2 separate regions of the Homo sapiens genome follow, and region 2 is linked to region 1. The links are chromatin loops, found by intact Hi-C in ENCODE. Cell type or tissue: natural killer cell. All regions are shown on one strand.

Region 1 (8,000 bases):
CACAAAGACTGAGAAAAATTGGATTTAGTGGCCTTTACTGATGCATTCTCAAAAACCTGTTAGAGTCCTAAGCATTCTCCTGTTAGTATTGGGACCTTACCTGTGTCCTATAAAGATGTTGTGCCTCAAAAATGAAGTGGAGGGCCATACCCTGAGGGAGGGAAGGGATCTCCAGGGTTGGAAGAGTGACACCTTTTGTCCTCACTTATATGAATAGGAAGGATACAATTTCTGAGGCTCCCCATATCCTAGCTTCAGGAATAGCATTTGTTAGGCCTGCTTTTCTAAGGAGGGATCCTAAAATTCCAGAGTTCCCCCTATGACGGGGCTTTGGGCAAAAATTATGTCTTTCTGATTGGTGAGCCCAGGTGCCTAAAGAAGGGAGTAGACTCCTGGAGTTTATACTAGAAATCATCCTCATAGGAGAAACTGGAAAAGCACCAGAGACAGGGAGTGATTTTGAGAAGTGGGACTAGCCTCAGAGACTCCAAGAGGTGAGAGGAAGTTTGTCTGACAGGCGTTAGGACCCAGGAGGCAAGGGTCAGGGTAGATAGAATAGATGGGCTAGTCTCGCTTGGGCGACATTGAGAGTTCTGCTCATGGCCGCAGGGTCAACCAACTTCTTGTTGGGACCCCGGAGCTGAATGGCTTTCCTCTCTGTCGACCCTCGGTTCAGCCCAGAAGTACTGGAAAGGCGGAAGCTGGTTCCAGGCCAACCACCGCTCCCAACTCTGAAGAGTCGGGGGTTGTTAGCCCTTTCCCAGAAAGCCTGACACCCATGTCTTTAGCCCGGTGGCTGCGCTAATCACTTTTAACTGGCTGACAGGTGCCCAGTATTTAGCCCCCGAACTCTAAGGAAAAATAGGACAGAATAGCAAGTGAAAAGGGTCCGATGGTACTTACCGCTTGGCGATAGGCGATAGTCTCACCACTTGGCGATAGGTGATAGTCCCATCTGGGTCGCCAAAATGTGTCTGGAATTGGTGGGTTCTTGGTCTCGCTGACTTCAGGAGTGAAGCTGCAGACCTTTGCAGTGAGTATTACAGCTCTTAAAGGTGGCACGGACCCAAAGAGTGAGCAGCAGCAAGATTTATTGCGAAGAGTGAAAAAACAAAGCTTCCACAGTATGGAAGGGGACCCGAGCGGGTTGCTGCTGCTGGCTCTGTTGGCCTGCTTTTATTCCCTTATCTGGCCCCACCAACATCCTGCTGATTGGTCCATTTTACAGAGAGCTGATTGGTCCATTTTACAGAGCACTGATTCGTCCGTTTTGACAGAGCGCTGATTTGTGTGTTTACAAACCTTTAGCTAGACACAGAGTGCTGATTGGTGCGTTTAGAATCCTTTAGCTAGACACAAGTTCTCCAAGTCTGCTACCCGGCTAGCTAGACACAGAGCGCTGATTGGTGTATTTATAAACCATTAGCTAGACACAGAGCACTGATTGGTGCGTTTACAAACCTTTAAGTAGACACAGAGTGCTGATTGGTGCATTTACAAACCTTTAGCTAGACAGAAAAGTTCTCCAGGTCCCCACCCGACTCAGAAGCCCAGCCAGCTTCACCTCTCAATGGCACTGGCTGCGGGACTTTGTGGCACCTAGCCTGGGCACTCCAGCAGCCCAGAGGGAGCTTGTCCCCTGATTAAGCCCAGCAGGCACCAGCCAGTGGCACCGAGTGCTGGGCCTGCTGAGCCCGTACACACCCGGAACCTGTGCTGGCCCGCGTGCGCTGCGCGCAGCCCGGCTCCTGCCCGTGCCTCTCCCTCCACACTTCCCCGCGAGCAGAGAGCCAGTCCGGCCTCGGCCAGCCACAGAGAGGGGTCCCCACAGCACAGCGGCGGGCTGAAGTGCTCCTTGAGTGCGGTCAGAGCGGACACCGAGGCCGAGGAGGCGCTGAGAGCGAGCGAGGGCTGCTAGCACATTGTCACCTCTCAATAAGCCACTCAGTCTATGGTAATTTGTTTTTGCAGCTCGAAGTAAAACAAGTTGTTTCAGTATTAATTCTTTTTTAATTGTCATAGGAAACCCAAATCTAAACAGAAAGTTACAGCTTAGGCTGGGTGCGGTGGCTTATGCCTGTAATCCTAGCATTTTGGGAGGCCAAGGTGGGCAGATCACCTGAGGTCAGGAGTTTGAGACCAGCCTGGCCAACAGAGTGAAACCCCATCTCTACTAAAAATACAAAAATTAGCCAGGCATGGTGGCAGATGCCTATAATCCCAGCTACTCAGGAGGCTGAGGCAGGAGAATCACTTGAACCCTGGAGGCAGAGGTTGCAGTGAGCCGAGATCACGCCATTGTACTCCAGCCTGAGCGTCAAGAGCAAAACTCCATCTCAAGAAGAAAGAAAAAGTTGCAGTTTAATTCTTTTCTGGATGCTCAGATAGCAGGACAATTAGTACTGTTGGGGTTTGTTGAATGGTCTTTATGGAAAGGGGTGAAGCTTCATGGTGAGGGACTGAAGTATGCTACATATCTCAATTTAAATGCTGAAGGAACATTTTTCTATAGAAACATTGTTCAATTGCATTTATAGAAGGCATTTGAGGGCCTACTGTGTACCAAGTGGAAATATAAAGATAAATGAGAATCACGCTTTTGCTCTTAAAACACAGAATAGTACACAATATAGATAGAAACAGATAATGGCAGGAAATTGTGGTAAGAAATATGTCAAACTAAGTACTGAAGAATTAGAGACGAATAGATCTGTTAGCCTGTGGGTGAGTTAGGGAAGGTTTCATGTTGAGGTGAGCTGTGTTTGTAGTCTGAAGCATTTTACCAGGCTGAGGGGAACAGCATGTGCAAAAGCATGAAGGTGTGAGTAAGGTTTGTGTGGGGGTGGAGCAAGTTCAGTATGACCCGAGGATAGTTTGCAAAAGAGGCCTTTGATTGTATAGTGTAGCACTCAGTAAATAGTGTTGGCGCCTGAAATCAATGACTGTACATCCCAAACTAATCTCAAAGCTATTTCCTTTTGGTGTGGGTTTGGTTTTGTTGTTAATTTTGAAATATACTTTTGAACACTGAAATCTCTGAAACTGCTAAGATCTCTAGAAGTGTAATTGGGAAAGAAACTTGCTTGTAGCTTTAACAAAATAAGAAACTCTTCCCAAATAAAACTTATTTTGAAGTTTGAAAATATATACTTTTGGTGAGATAGATGAATAAATGAATGAATACTGTGTATACACCAGATATTCTTATATAAGACCTAGAGGAATGGAACTCTTTGCGAAAGTATATTCCGTATTTCAGCTTCAAAATCAATCTTTGAAACACGGTCCTTGCTTACATGGGAAAGGCATATTGTGAGTCAAATACTAGTTTATCTGAGGGATTTTGTCTCCTGGTTAGACAATGAACAGTGTATTTTCAGTCCTGGAATTCAGTACCAAAATGTAATGACTCCCAGAAATGAAAAGCAAATGATCGAATTCAACACTTCTGTTCATTTCGATGGTATTAGTGCTTGCCCTTTTTTGCAGTCTGGCTTAGAAGCTCATTACTTTACCTGAGCTAGTGGTCTCAGAGTGGGGAAGTACACACTGCAGAGTACACAAGACAGTTTATTTTGGAATATGGCAGGAAAGTATTAGCATTTTTTATTTATATTGCTGCTTATGCCATTGTTTAATTTGTTTTTGTGTATAAGGTACAAAGGTACATTTTCATGCATATACCGTATACAAAACACATGTGGCCCCACACATATACACATGTGCACTCACGTGTACACACAGATACACACAAAAAAATGAGGTTCCATGCTGCCTCCTTTCCCCTGCCCATTTTTCTGGGCACATAGGATCAGGAAAGTTTGATATCACTGATTTAAACCATCAATGCAAAAACACTTTCAAAGGAATCTTAAAATATTTAACAATTCTAAGTTTTATAAAGAATACACCTTAGGCAATACCAGTTTAAAAGAAACACTTTATTTTATTTATTTATTTATTTATTTATTTATTTTTGAGACAGTCTTGCTCTGTCACCTAGGCTGGGGTGCAGTGGCGTGATCTCAGCTCACTGCAACCTCCGCATCCTGGGTTCAAGTGATCTCCTGCCTCAGCCTCCCAAATAGCTGGGATTACAGGTGTGTGCCACCAAACCCCGCTAAATTTTTTTGTATTTTTAGTAGAGACGGGTTTCATCATGTTGTTCAGGCTGGTCTCGAACTCCTGATCTCATGATTCACCTGCCTCAGCCTCCCAAAGTGTTGGGATTACAGGCGTGAGCCACCACACCCGGCCTAAAAGAGACACTTTAATGAAATAAACATAGTAGGTTGTAAGGTTGTAATTTGTGTCTAATAATGAATGCATACTTATGGGCACTTTAGATTTTTTTATACCAAAGTAGCTTTCAAAGGACAATTTATATCATGTTTTCTTAGTGAAGTGGTAATGAATTCCATAAATATCCTTGTACCATGCCTCCTATCTGACATTTCCCTCCTAAATTGGTTAAAAATCAGTATTATAGACTGTGCGCGGTGGCTCACGCCTGTAATCCCAGCACTTTGGGAGGCCATTTCAGGCAGATCATCTGAGGTCTTGAGTTTGAGACCAGCCTGGCCAACATGGTGAAACCCCGTCTCTACTAAAAATACAAAAAAAAAAAAAAAAAAAAATTAGCCGGGCGTGGTGGTGCGTACCTGTAATCCCAGCTACTTGGGAAACTGAGGCAGAAGAATGGCATGAACCCGGGAGGTGGAGGTTGTAGTGAGCCGAGATTGCACCACTGCACTCCACCCTGGGCAACAGAACGAGACTCTGTCTCAAAAAAAAAAAAAAAAGAAAAGAAAAAAAATCAGTATTACAAACGTGCTTGTAAAGTAGATGTGTTGCCCACATCTTCCCTGGTGCTGTTATTTGGCACAACACTGACATCTAGAGTCCGTTGTGGCTTATTTGTTCTGAAGTTACCTCTGTTTAACCTTCAGCTTTGGATTTTCTGTATTTTGGCTTTTATGGTCTTACTCTAGCCACTATATTATTCTCATTTTGCTGATAGCATGATGTAAGTTACTTTGCATACCCTGGCAGGCAAATGTGCGTTACCCCACTGCCCCATTACAACATCAGAGGAAATAACTTTACTAAGGTGCTTTTCAAAATGAATGTCTCTAACTCAAATTTTGTCACGTTGTCCCTCCCAACTTATTTTAATTGTGCCATGATTTCCACAAACCATAAAGGTGATTCTTCCACTCAAGACTGAGGCACATGGTTTGGCTTCAGATCTTCAGGATGGCAGTCATCACACATCTCATGTTGAATGAAACAGACTCAGGATACAAGTTTAAAATAGAATTTTTTTTCTTGGCAAATTTGGAAGGTATTTTTCAGTTGCATTTTGTTGGGTTTTAGTATTTTGGTAATGACTATTAGTTATAGTTTCCTTACATTCTGACATCCTTCTTTGTAGCCAGTTGTCTTTTCAGTTTACCTTTATTTTTTTTTAAGACCTGATGATATATGTTCATTAACACTGCCATAGCTCCTGGAGTTGGATTTTCAGTGACTTCATTGAAAATTAAAACGTTTCTATGGCCTTTCATAGTTGGAAAGTACTCTTCTGTTTTCATAAGTGTTGTTATCTTTCTCCTGCAATAATAAATAAATAGAAAGCCATGTTTAAGGTTATGTAACCAATGAAGCCAACTGCCAAGGAACATGCAAACCACTGGGCCATCTTGGATTCTGGGTCCTAAGTGTCCATATGGTAATCTTAAAGGCCAGATTACCGTTTTCCCCATCCGTATTTAGAGTAGGATGTGGGAACTGAAAAATACTTTTTTTTTTTGTTTGGATGCTACTGTCAAAATCGTGGCTGGGAGCTTTACAATTCTCACTTCTAAGACTGCTTTCAGGCCACATACCTCGGCCTTGTTGTTGAAAACATGTCCCAGCCTCAGAAAGAAAAATGATTTGTAATTACTCAGCATGGCATCTTAGTAATTAGACCACCTATCTTTATGTATTCATATATACACTGTAGGATGAAACGACTACTTAGACAATATTCTTTCCTTGGCAAAAATCCTTTGTGAAAGTTAGATTTTTAGCGCTTGCTTTGGCAGCACATACACTAAAATTGGAACAATATAGAGAAGATTAGCATGGCCCCTGGGCAAGGATGACACACAAGTTCGTGAAGCGTTCCATATTTTTTTAAAAAGAAAACAATTAAAGTAAAAGTTGGACTTAAAAAAATCGCCTTATTTCAGTCTCCTGATGCATTTGCCCTCTTGGCTGCTGTTTAAGAGGAAAATATCTTTACTAGTTTATCAGTTCAGCTTATTTTGTGCTCGCTTTGGCAGCACTTACACTAAAATTGGAATGATACAGAGAAGATTAGCATGGCCCCTACACAAAGATGACATGCAAATTTGTGAAGCATTCCATAAATTTTAAAAAATAAATAAAAATAAATTAACCTTATTTTGTATACATTTTAGCTTATTTGAGCTATCTCATCATGCATCATGGAAACAAAGTATCTGTTCTATTGGCATTAAGATAATATTTTGTTTGAAGAACCTGTTTATATAAGACTTTAAAGGAATACTTTCAGGATGTATTATAGATATACATGTATTCTTTTCAGTTCAACTCCAGACACTGGAGAAATACTTGTTTTTTAATATCATTAGCTGCATCTTTTCTAATGTGAATTTATTTTTGCCTTATAAGTAACAAGTAATTTTTTTTCATAATTTGACCCACAAACATTTGCAGTATCTACTGAACGCCTACCACTGCATGCAGGATACTGTACAGAGTAGCTTTTAATCTATCCTTTTAAAGCATCATTGTCTGTATTGAAAACATTGCTCGTGTCTAATGTGTTTCTGAAAGTTTCCATGTCACTAAGATGCCAGCCTGGGGCTATTTAATATTGTATCAGATGTCTTTTGTTATGTATTTATTAAAACAGGTTCTATATAAAAATACATTCTTGTGAAAGTTCTCTTTCAGACTCTTCTGAAGGAAAACATGGTTCTTGACAGCTCCTTGGCAGCTTAGTTTTTTCAAACGTGCTTTATATCTGTATTTACATTTTTTTTTGACATTTTACACTTACAGATTGCTGATTTGTTTCCACATGTCTCTTATGGTATAGTTCTTGAGCAATTTCCTGAAAAATACGCCGAGCACTCTTCTTCTATAAAGACAAATGAGAAAAAAAAATTCTCTTTTGGGAATATAAGCGATGATAACGACGCATCATCAGAACTTTTCTTGCTCTATTGCCACCGGTCCCAAAAACTACCCCCTCCCCCAACACATATGTGCCTACAGTTAACTCTTTTGTATTTGAGAACTTTAAATATAATTTATGGTTGAGAACTGTCCAATTTAAGTCACAGTTTACCCCTTGAGATTATTTTGTCATTGAGTTTCTCAACAATAGGAAATAGTGTCTGCAGTTGAAAGTTACCTTGATATTCTGTTTAAACTTAACATTTAAATATTTAAAAGCTAAAAAATATTTCAGTTTTGAAATCGTTACAACCAGCCACAATTTAAAAAATATTTTTCAAGTGTTGGTCTGTACCTTTTGTGAGTCTTCTTTTATTTCTTTGTTTCTTAGAGGGTTGGATTTTGACTGCCAAGAAGAGAAGGAAAGTCTATGAAACATTTTATGTACTCATAACAATGGTGGCAGATATCTCATGCCCTAATAAGATTAAACTAACTTAATATTTAAGTGATATACAATGAGACTTAATTTTTACATCATTTTTGAGATGCTTTTACTCCATTAAAAACTAATTGAACAAACTGACGTTGATTGTAGGATTTATAGTAATCCTAACACAATGGTATACATCTCCCTTCTTATACACATAGCCAAAAGGTATTCTTTTTTAATAACTTTAGCCCTTTTTGAAGATTTTAAGGCGGCTTTTAGTTTCTTCATCAACCCATTTTTGTTCTTAAAGACTGTTCTTAAGGCTTTCGTAGATAACAGTAATATCTCGCCCTCC
Region 2 (8,000 bases), 120 kb before region 1:
GGAACATGGCAAAACCATTTTAGGCTTAAAAAAAAGGTGGAGAACAAGTTGTACATTATGATCTTTTAAATAAATAGGCCAGCGATATATTTGTAACAGAAGCAGCTCTGGAAGCGTACACTGTCAGCCACAGAAACTCTGGGGCTGGGGGGTGGTAAAGGAGGAGAAATGTGTCACCCAGGCAGGAGCTTAGTGGCACCATCTTGGCTCCCAAGTTCAAGCAGTTCTCCTGCCTCAGCCTCCGAGTAGCTGGGACTACAGGTGTGCGCCGTCACGCCCAGCTGATTTTTGCTTTTTTTTTTTGAGACAGAGTTTCGCCTTGTTGCCCAAGCTGGAGTGCAGTGGTGCGATCTCAGCTCACTGCAACCTCCACCTCCTGGGTTCTAGTGATTCTCCTGCCACAGCTTCCCGAGTAGCTGGGATTACAGGCATCTGCCACCACGCCTGGCTAATTTTTTGTATTTTTAGTAGAGATGGGGTTTCCCCATGTTGGCCAGGCTGGTCTCGAACTCCTGACTTCAGGTGATCCGCCTGCCTCGGCCTCCCAAAGTGCTGGGATTACAGGCATGAGCCACAGTGCCTGGCTGGTTTGAATTTTTAAATGATGATGAATTCATGTATGACTGATGTGATTTTTATTAGAAAGAGAAAACTAGGCAGCGCCCCATCCTATGTCTCCTTCCTGGTGGCCAATGAAGCATTTCCCACAACTCACTCCTGGCACCAACAGGAAGTCAGACACTCAGCACCCAGGGGCTGCTTTTTTTTTTTTTTTTTTTTTTTTTGAGACAGGCTTGCTCTGTCACCCAGGCTGGAGTGCAGTGGCAGGATCTCAACTCACTGCAAACTCCACGTCCCGGAGCATGCCTCAGACTCATAAGTAGCTGGGATTACAGGCGTGAGCCACTATGCTCAGCTAATTTTTGTATTTTTAGTAGAGATGGGGTTTCACCATGTTGGTCAGGCTGGTCTCGGACTCCTGACCTCGGTAGATCTGCCTGTCTTGGCCTCCCATAGTGCTGGGATTATAGACGTGGGCCATCACACCCAGCCAACAGGGATTCATTTTTTAAAGGTAAGAGTGCAGGCTGCATAAGCTATTATCCATGTCGTTACATACCAGGCGGGCATGTACCTAGGCGAGAGGGAGACTGAACCAGTGAAATTCTAATGACAAAAAAAAGAAATCAGTCATCCCCTACATTCACATGTCCAACGCCCAGCTGGAAGCCACAGGCTCTCCCCACTCCTGTCCTACGATTTTTCCCGGCTTTGACCTGCATGGTGGTGCGGCTGCTCCGCTCAGAGCCTCAGAGAAACCACACAGAGCCCTGCTGAGTCTTGCCCTCGGGGCATTCTCACATTTATGAAGAAATGCCTCCCCCTCCCCCTTCTCCCCAAAGTACGGTGTGGCAGAAAACAGCGCCAACAGGTCCTGCCAGTCAGAAGCCACTCCCCTGATTTCATGGCTCAAGACCCCAACTATAAATTAACCCTTCCCACCTTGAATGTGTACACACACTACTGAGATCCAGGCCGATCCTTGCCATGGGATGAACCTGAGAATTGCCAAGACCCGCCTTCCCACGCCACCCAACCAAATCATGTGGTATCTGGTACAAGTCATTTTCCCCCTGAAATCCCACAAGAAAACTATTTTGAGGCCGGGCACGGCGGCTCACGCCTGTAATCCCAGCACTTTGGGAGGCCGAGGCGGGCGGATCACAAGGTCAGGAGATCGAGACCATCCTGGCTAACACGGTGAAACCCCGTCTCTACTAAAAATACAAAAAAAATTAGCCGGGCGTAGTGGCGGGCGCCTGTAGCCCCAGCTACTCGGAAGGCTGAGGCAGGAGAATGGCGTGAACCCGGGAGGCGGGGCTTGCAGTGAGCCGAGATCGCGCCACTGCACTCCAGCCAGGGCGACAGAGTGAGACTCCATCTCAAAAAAAAAAAGAAAAGAAAAGAAAACTATTTTGAAAAGCAGTTCTCTCTGGCCTGGTGAAGAACACACCAGCACCATGCCCACCAAAATAGGAGCCCCATGGCTGTTTCCCAGAGTAACCTGGGACCCGAACCTCCATTCACTGTAACACAGACTGAATCTGCAGCCAAGCTCCGCTCTCTCACTACTGGGCAACCCTCAGGGGGGATCCCTTAGCCTAAACCAGCACCAGTCACTACCCGCACACGATTTTATTACTACTGTTTTCTTATGAGTCAGCCCGTGTCACTGATTCCTGACGAGCTGGTGTGGAGAGCAGAAATGAATAATTTTCTTTTTAACTGCAATTTCGTTTTCACCAACCAGTCAGCAATCGGAGCTTTAACAATAAACCGGTTGCTCAGTTACTCCACGTGGGTGCCACGCAAGAGGCTGGGAGTATTGCTCAGCGGGGCCAACGGGAGGCTGGCACTTGCCTGAACCGCTTAAGTGGGGGAATGAAATGCCCACCGAAGGGCAGGGCAGGGACCCTGCTGTCCCGTCACTGAAGATATTCCCAGCCTGTGGGGAGAAGTGTAAAAGAATGAATGAAAGAAACGCACTTGGTTTCTGGGACCAATGACCTTAGCCTAGAACTGCCGGGACGGTCCAGGAACGCAAAAATGTAGAGATGTGGGAGCCAGGGGCGTAGTGATGCAAGGATGCAGGGACCCAGGGACTACGACCTCCCAACCCCCGGCCCGCGCCCCGTACTCACGCACGGAGTGGCAGGCTACGAGCTTGGCTGCCTCCTCGGGCACCGGGCAGGTGGGGAAGAGCGGCTTGAGCAGGTAGGTGGCGAAGACCAGGGCCACGATGTACTGCGATGAAGGCCGGATGATGAGCAGCTCGATCCAGAGCTTGAGGAAGGCGGGCAGCGAGCCGTAGACGTCCAGCATGTAGGCGTAGTCGCCGCCCGATTTGGAGATGGTGGTGCCCAGCTCCGCGTAGCAGAGCGCGCCCACGATGGAGAAGACGCCGCACGCGGCCCACACCACCAGCGCCAGCCCCGGCGAGCCTGCCTCCTTGAGCACGCCCGTGGGCGTCACGAAGATGCCCGAGCTCATGATGGCGACCACGATGACGGCCACGCCCTTGAGTAGCGTGATGTTCCCCTGCAGGGTCACGCCCTCGCCCTCGCCTGCCGGCGCCGCGCCGTCCGCGCGCTTGGCGGCCATCATCTTCTCCCGCGCCTCTTCCTTCTCCTCGGCCACCGGGGCCGCTAGCGCGCGCCGCTTCGGGCCCGCACCCGCCATGCTCTGCTTACCGGCCGGGCCTGGGACACCCGGGAGCCGCAGCCGAGCGAGGATTGTGCGCGCCGCTCGCCGCCCGCCGCCCGCAGCTGCGTCAGGAACCCCGCCCGCGCCGCCTTTTAGGCCCCGGCCCACTGGCCCCGCCCACCGTCCGCGGCTCCTCCCCGACCCGTGGCCCGGCCGCGGCCCTCAGCCCCGCCCCCTCGACCCAGCTCGGAGCACGTGCGTCGTCCGGCCTAGCCTGGCAGGCGATTCCCAGGCCCGCGTGGTCCTCGAAGGCCCCCGTACTCCTGCGCCATGGAGACCCCGGCCTCGCGACCTACCCCCCCGGCGCCCGCGTCATCCCAGCCCGTCCTCCCGGGTGCGCCTGGGCGGGGCCTGGCAGTCAGGGCGAGCCCCTTCACCCACTGGCCCGCAGCCTCTCGTCAAGCCTGGGAGCGGGCAGTGCACCAGGGCTGGCCTGAGGCCAAGGATGGGGTTTGGGGTACCCCCCGAAGGGAACCTAGGCTCCTGTCCCGGATGGGCCGAGGGGATGGAACCGCCCCCACAACCAGCTCCTGGGGCACGGGGGAGGGATGAGAAGATGACCTGAGGGGAAGCTCCTGCAGCCTCCTTCCAGCCTGGGGGCTGCATCAATGTGGCTGGTGAGCCGCGAACTGAGACGAGGGAAGAACCGAACCGAGGCCACCCAGTAATTCCCATTGTATCCCAAAAGAATCTTGCCAAAGATGGCGATCCGGTGCCCGTAGCTTTGAGAAGCAGTAATAACACAGGCTTTGGGAAGCCAGCACTCTGCCTGAGCTCAATTTAATCAACAGAACCGGGGGTTCACCGGGAGCCATAAGACCCCCACCCCCAAATCTAGCTGGGAAATTCAAAGGCAGGCTTCAGTGTGAAGGGGCTTTAAAGCTTGTTATTCCTGGGGAATGCGAGAGGCATCTTAGCTAAAAAGGGTTGAGAGGTAATTTCAGTTAGAGGCGAGAGCAGGATGCCAAGGCTCCTAGGCCTGGAAACGGGAAGGAATATAAATACTGCCCCGAGATTGACCAGACTGGTGAGCAGCCAAAGACCTGTTCAAAGGGTGTGTGTGGGTCAGGGAGGAAGCTCCTCGGTATCCCCCCAACCCGGGGTTCCTTGGCGTGTGTCCTAACGAGTACTTGGAAGCTCACAGCAGGCATGTGGGGAGGCCTTTGTTCTGGGTGAGCGTTCAGCCTCCCAGGGCAAACACGCAAACACCGGTTGCAGAGCTGGGTGTTCACAGCAAGACAGTCTGCTGGGCAGATGCCTCTGGAATCCACAGAATTCTGAACAATAGCCGTGGTGGAGGGGGGGTCAGAATCCCTGTCGTGCTGGGACCTCTAGCTGCAGCCAGGAATGTCCAGGCCCCACCCCGGGGAGGAGGCGGCTGAGGAATGCCACGGCTTGTCATTCTGGACCTTGCTCGCCCCCCGGTATGGCAGGCATTCCTCTGCAGTGATAAAACCAAGCGAAATCTCAGCAGCCCAGGCAGCCACCGGCAGGGGAGTGCGGAGGTCGCACAGATACTAACTTGTAATCTGCCGTCCACGCTGCGGGCTGTGGAAGGTGCAGAGAGCCCTCCATCCACCCTATTCTTCCCGCTGTGCCTGCAGAGGGAAGGAGACAGTACCACCATGGCTGGACAAACTCACCGAGTGCTCACTGAGTCCTCCCCTAGATAGCTTCTTGTGCAATAGGGTAGGTGCCAGTTAGGAGCAAGGTTAGAGATTATAGGGCCAGATTTTTTGCTTAGGTTCAACTACGCAAAATAAAAATAGACTTTGCATGCATTTCAGGCACTGGGCTGACGACCGGCCACCAGGGAGGCTCCGCCCCACTTCTTAGCTTTGGCCCCAACGTTAGTCTTGTTGCTGCTCTCAGGCGTGCTCTGCGTGTGAAAGATGACTTGGAGGCTGGGCGCGGTGGCTCACGCCTGTAATGCCAGCCCTTTGGGAGACCAAGGTGGGAAAATCTCTTGAGCCCAGGAGTTCAAGACCAGCCTGGGCAACATAGGGAGACCCCGTCTCTACAAAAAATACAAAAACTAGCCCAGCGTGGTGGTGGTGCACCTGTAGTCCCAGCTGCTGGGGAGGCTGAGGTAGAAGGATCACCTGAGCTGGGGAAGGTTGAGGCTGCAGTGAGCTGAGATCACGCCACTGCACTCCAGCCTAGGCGACAGAATGAGACCGGTCTTTTTTTTTTTTTTTTTTTTTTTTTTTTGAGACGGAGTCTCGCTCTGTTACCCAGGCTGGAGTGCAGTGGCGCGATCTCGGCTTACTGCAAGCTCCGCCTCCTGGGTTCACACCATTCTCCTGCCTCAGCCTCCCAAGTAGCTGGGACTACAGGCGCTCACCACCATGCCCGGCTAATTTTTTGTATTTTTAGCAGAGACGGGGTTTCACGGTGTTAGCCAGGATGGTCTTGATCTCCTGACCTTGTGATCCCCCCGCCTCGGCCTCCCAAAGTGCTGGGATTACAGGCGTGAGCCACTGCGCCCGGCGAGACTGGTCTTGAAAAAAAAAAAAAAGATGACATGGAAGCAACAGTAGGAGCCGGGGTCAGAGTTCAGGCCCGTCCATCCGTGGATGATGGATAAACCCAGCGTAGTCCGCCATCCCTTGGAGAGTCATTCAGCTGCACACAGGAAGACGCGCTGCAATGTGCAGGACCCCTGAAAACACTGGGCTGCGTGAAAGGGTCAGTGACCACGGGTTGTATGATTCCGAGTGCACGAATGTTCAGGACAGGAGGATCCAGAGAGACGGACGAGATTCGTGGCTGCTTAGGGCGGGGGGAAGGGGCGATGGAGAGTGAGGGCTGAGTGGATGGGGTCTCTCTTTGGGGTGATAAAATGTCTTGGAACTAGATGATGGGGATGGTTGCCCAACACTGGGAGTGACTTAAACACCACGGATTTGTACGTGTTTAAATGACTAACGGTTAATGTTATGTTATGTGTGAACTATACATCCAAAAGATAAAAGCAGTTCAGGCCTAGAATCGAACGGTCCTGGGTTCAGATCTCACCTCTACCACTTGCTGGTTAATGTGGCACCAGGCGAGTGACTCGGCTCAGCTTTCAAAGTCTCAGTTTCCTCTTCTGTGAAGCAGGGAGACACCTGCGCCCGCCTCCTGGGGACCAGCAGGTAGAAGACCCTGAGCCGCTGGCATTGCCATCACTGCAGAACTGTGCTCCCAGGGCTGGCAGGTGGAGGACCCTGAGCCTCTGGTGTCATCCTCACTGCAGAACTGTGCTCCCGGGGCTGGCGGGTGGAGGACCCTGAGCTGCTGGTGTTGCCGTCACTGCCGAACTGTGCTCCCAGGGCTGGCCGAATGCCTGGCTTCCACCCTCAGACTTTCTTTCCAATGTGTGCAGAGGGAACACGGAGGGACAGCAGTTGCAGCAGCCCACACTTGCTGTGTCGGGCATGGTCTCAGTGGCTGGAGCGTGAAGATGGAGGCGGGGATGGGAGTGGGCGGCTCTGAGTCAAGGGACACCTGGAGCCCCCAGAAGCTGGAAGAGGCAGGAGGGGTCCTGGAGCCCCCGAGGGAGTCTGGCCCTGCCACCACCTTGATGTTGGCCTCTGGCCTCCGGGACTGTGAGAGAAGAAAGGGCTGTTGTCCTAAGCCCCTGTTTGCAGACAAAGGGAATAATCTCAACATTGAAAAAATATGGCCTTAATCTTTAGTGCGTAGGTGGCAAACTTACCTTCAGGATGGCAGAGACAGATCTTTTTTTCCTGTTGACAGGCATTTTAACATTTCCAGAGACACAGGAGCCAGGTTCTCCTGCTTGGCCTCTGCAGTATGAGCCAAACCTGCCTATTGTTAAGTGATTGAATGAGTTGATGCTCACCTTGAACTTTCTTCCACTCTACCCTGGATTACAAGAAGAATTCATTGCTCAGCCCACGTCCCAGCATGAGGCTGGAAGCAGCTGTGAATTTTGTAGAGACTGGAGGGCCCTGCACTCTTTGCAGCTGCCAGCTTCAGCGCTGCTTTCTTCGGCTACTTTGCCCCGCCTCTCAGTTTTGGGGACAGTGGCTGCAGGGCAGATGCCATTCAACCAGGTCAAATTTCCATGTGAGGATGGAAATTTGTAGGTTATAATTCAATTCTCTATTTTGAAAAATATCCAGGTGGATATTGTTTACCACCAAAACAATGACTTCTATTGTGTGGGCCCGAAAACCAGGCTGATGCATGCTACGGCATGGGTGTGTGGTGCCTGCTCCGTGTGTGAACCATGCTGCTCCGTGTGTGAACTGTGTCTGTTCCATGTGTGAACTGTGTCTGTTCCATGTGTGATCCATGCTGCTCCATGTGTGAACCATGTCTGTTCCATGTGTGAACTATCTGTTCCATGTGTGAACCATGTCTGTTCCATGTGTGAACCATGTCTGTTCCATGTGTGAACCATGTCTGTTCCATGTGTGATTCATGCTGCTCCATATGTGATTCATGCTGCTCCATGTGTGATCCATGCTGTTCCATGTGTGAGCCGTGTATGTTCCATGTGTGATCTGTGTCTGTTCCATGTATGGTCCATGCTGTTCCATGTGTGAACTGTGTCTGTTCCATGTGTGAACCATGTCTGTTCCATGTGTGAACTATCTGTTCCATGTGTGAACTATCTGTTCCATGTGTGAACCATGTCTGTTCCATCTGTGAACCATGTATGTTCCGTGTGTGAACCATGTCTGTTCCATGTGTGATTCATGCTGCTCCATATGTGATTCATGCTG

The links. Peaks named below come from ENCODE experiments on the same cell type or tissue, not always from the same donor. Only the 100,000 strongest peaks of a DNase experiment are listed, where the experiment ranks them.
Region 2: a loop joins it to region 1, with 2.3 times the contacts of the local background. A loop is called at or near these places in 2 of 110 quality-filtered maps.

The regions. Positions count from the first base shown.
Region 1 is chr16:21,635,981-21,643,980 of GRCh38, forward strand. All of the region lies in intron 4 of METTL9 (methyltransferase 9, His-X-His N1(pi)-histidine), which reads left to right. IGSF6 (immunoglobulin superfamily member 6) reads right to left here. Exons shown (of 6, transcript NM_005849.4): 4 at 7,568-7,618; 5 at 7,094-7,174; 6 at 3,570-5,613. The coding sequence ends at 5,554. It also overlaps the pseudogene RNU6-1005P and the pseudogene RNU6-196P. Among named protein-coding and RNA genes, the nearest start is that of IGSF6, 13 kb to the right of the region's middle. In natural killer cell, CTCF peaks have their summits at 4,894 (motif pointing left) and 5,094; DNase peaks (open chromatin) are centred at 2,781 and 4,881; H3K27ac peaks cover 318 bases.
Region 2 is chr16:21,517,126-21,525,125 of GRCh38, forward strand. It overlaps the pseudogene SLC7A5P2. Among named protein-coding and RNA genes, the nearest start is that of MIR3680-1, 15 kb to the left of the region's middle. RefSeq lists silencers at 619-785, 3,041-3,700 and enhancers at 2,947-3,680, 3,681-4,413, 4,414-5,148, 6,616-7,348. In natural killer cell, no CTCF peak of the experiment used is centred here; DNase peaks (open chromatin) are centred at 913, 2,062, 3,096, 3,406 and 1 weaker place; H3K4me3 peaks cover 2,842 bases; H3K27ac peaks cover 2,051 bases.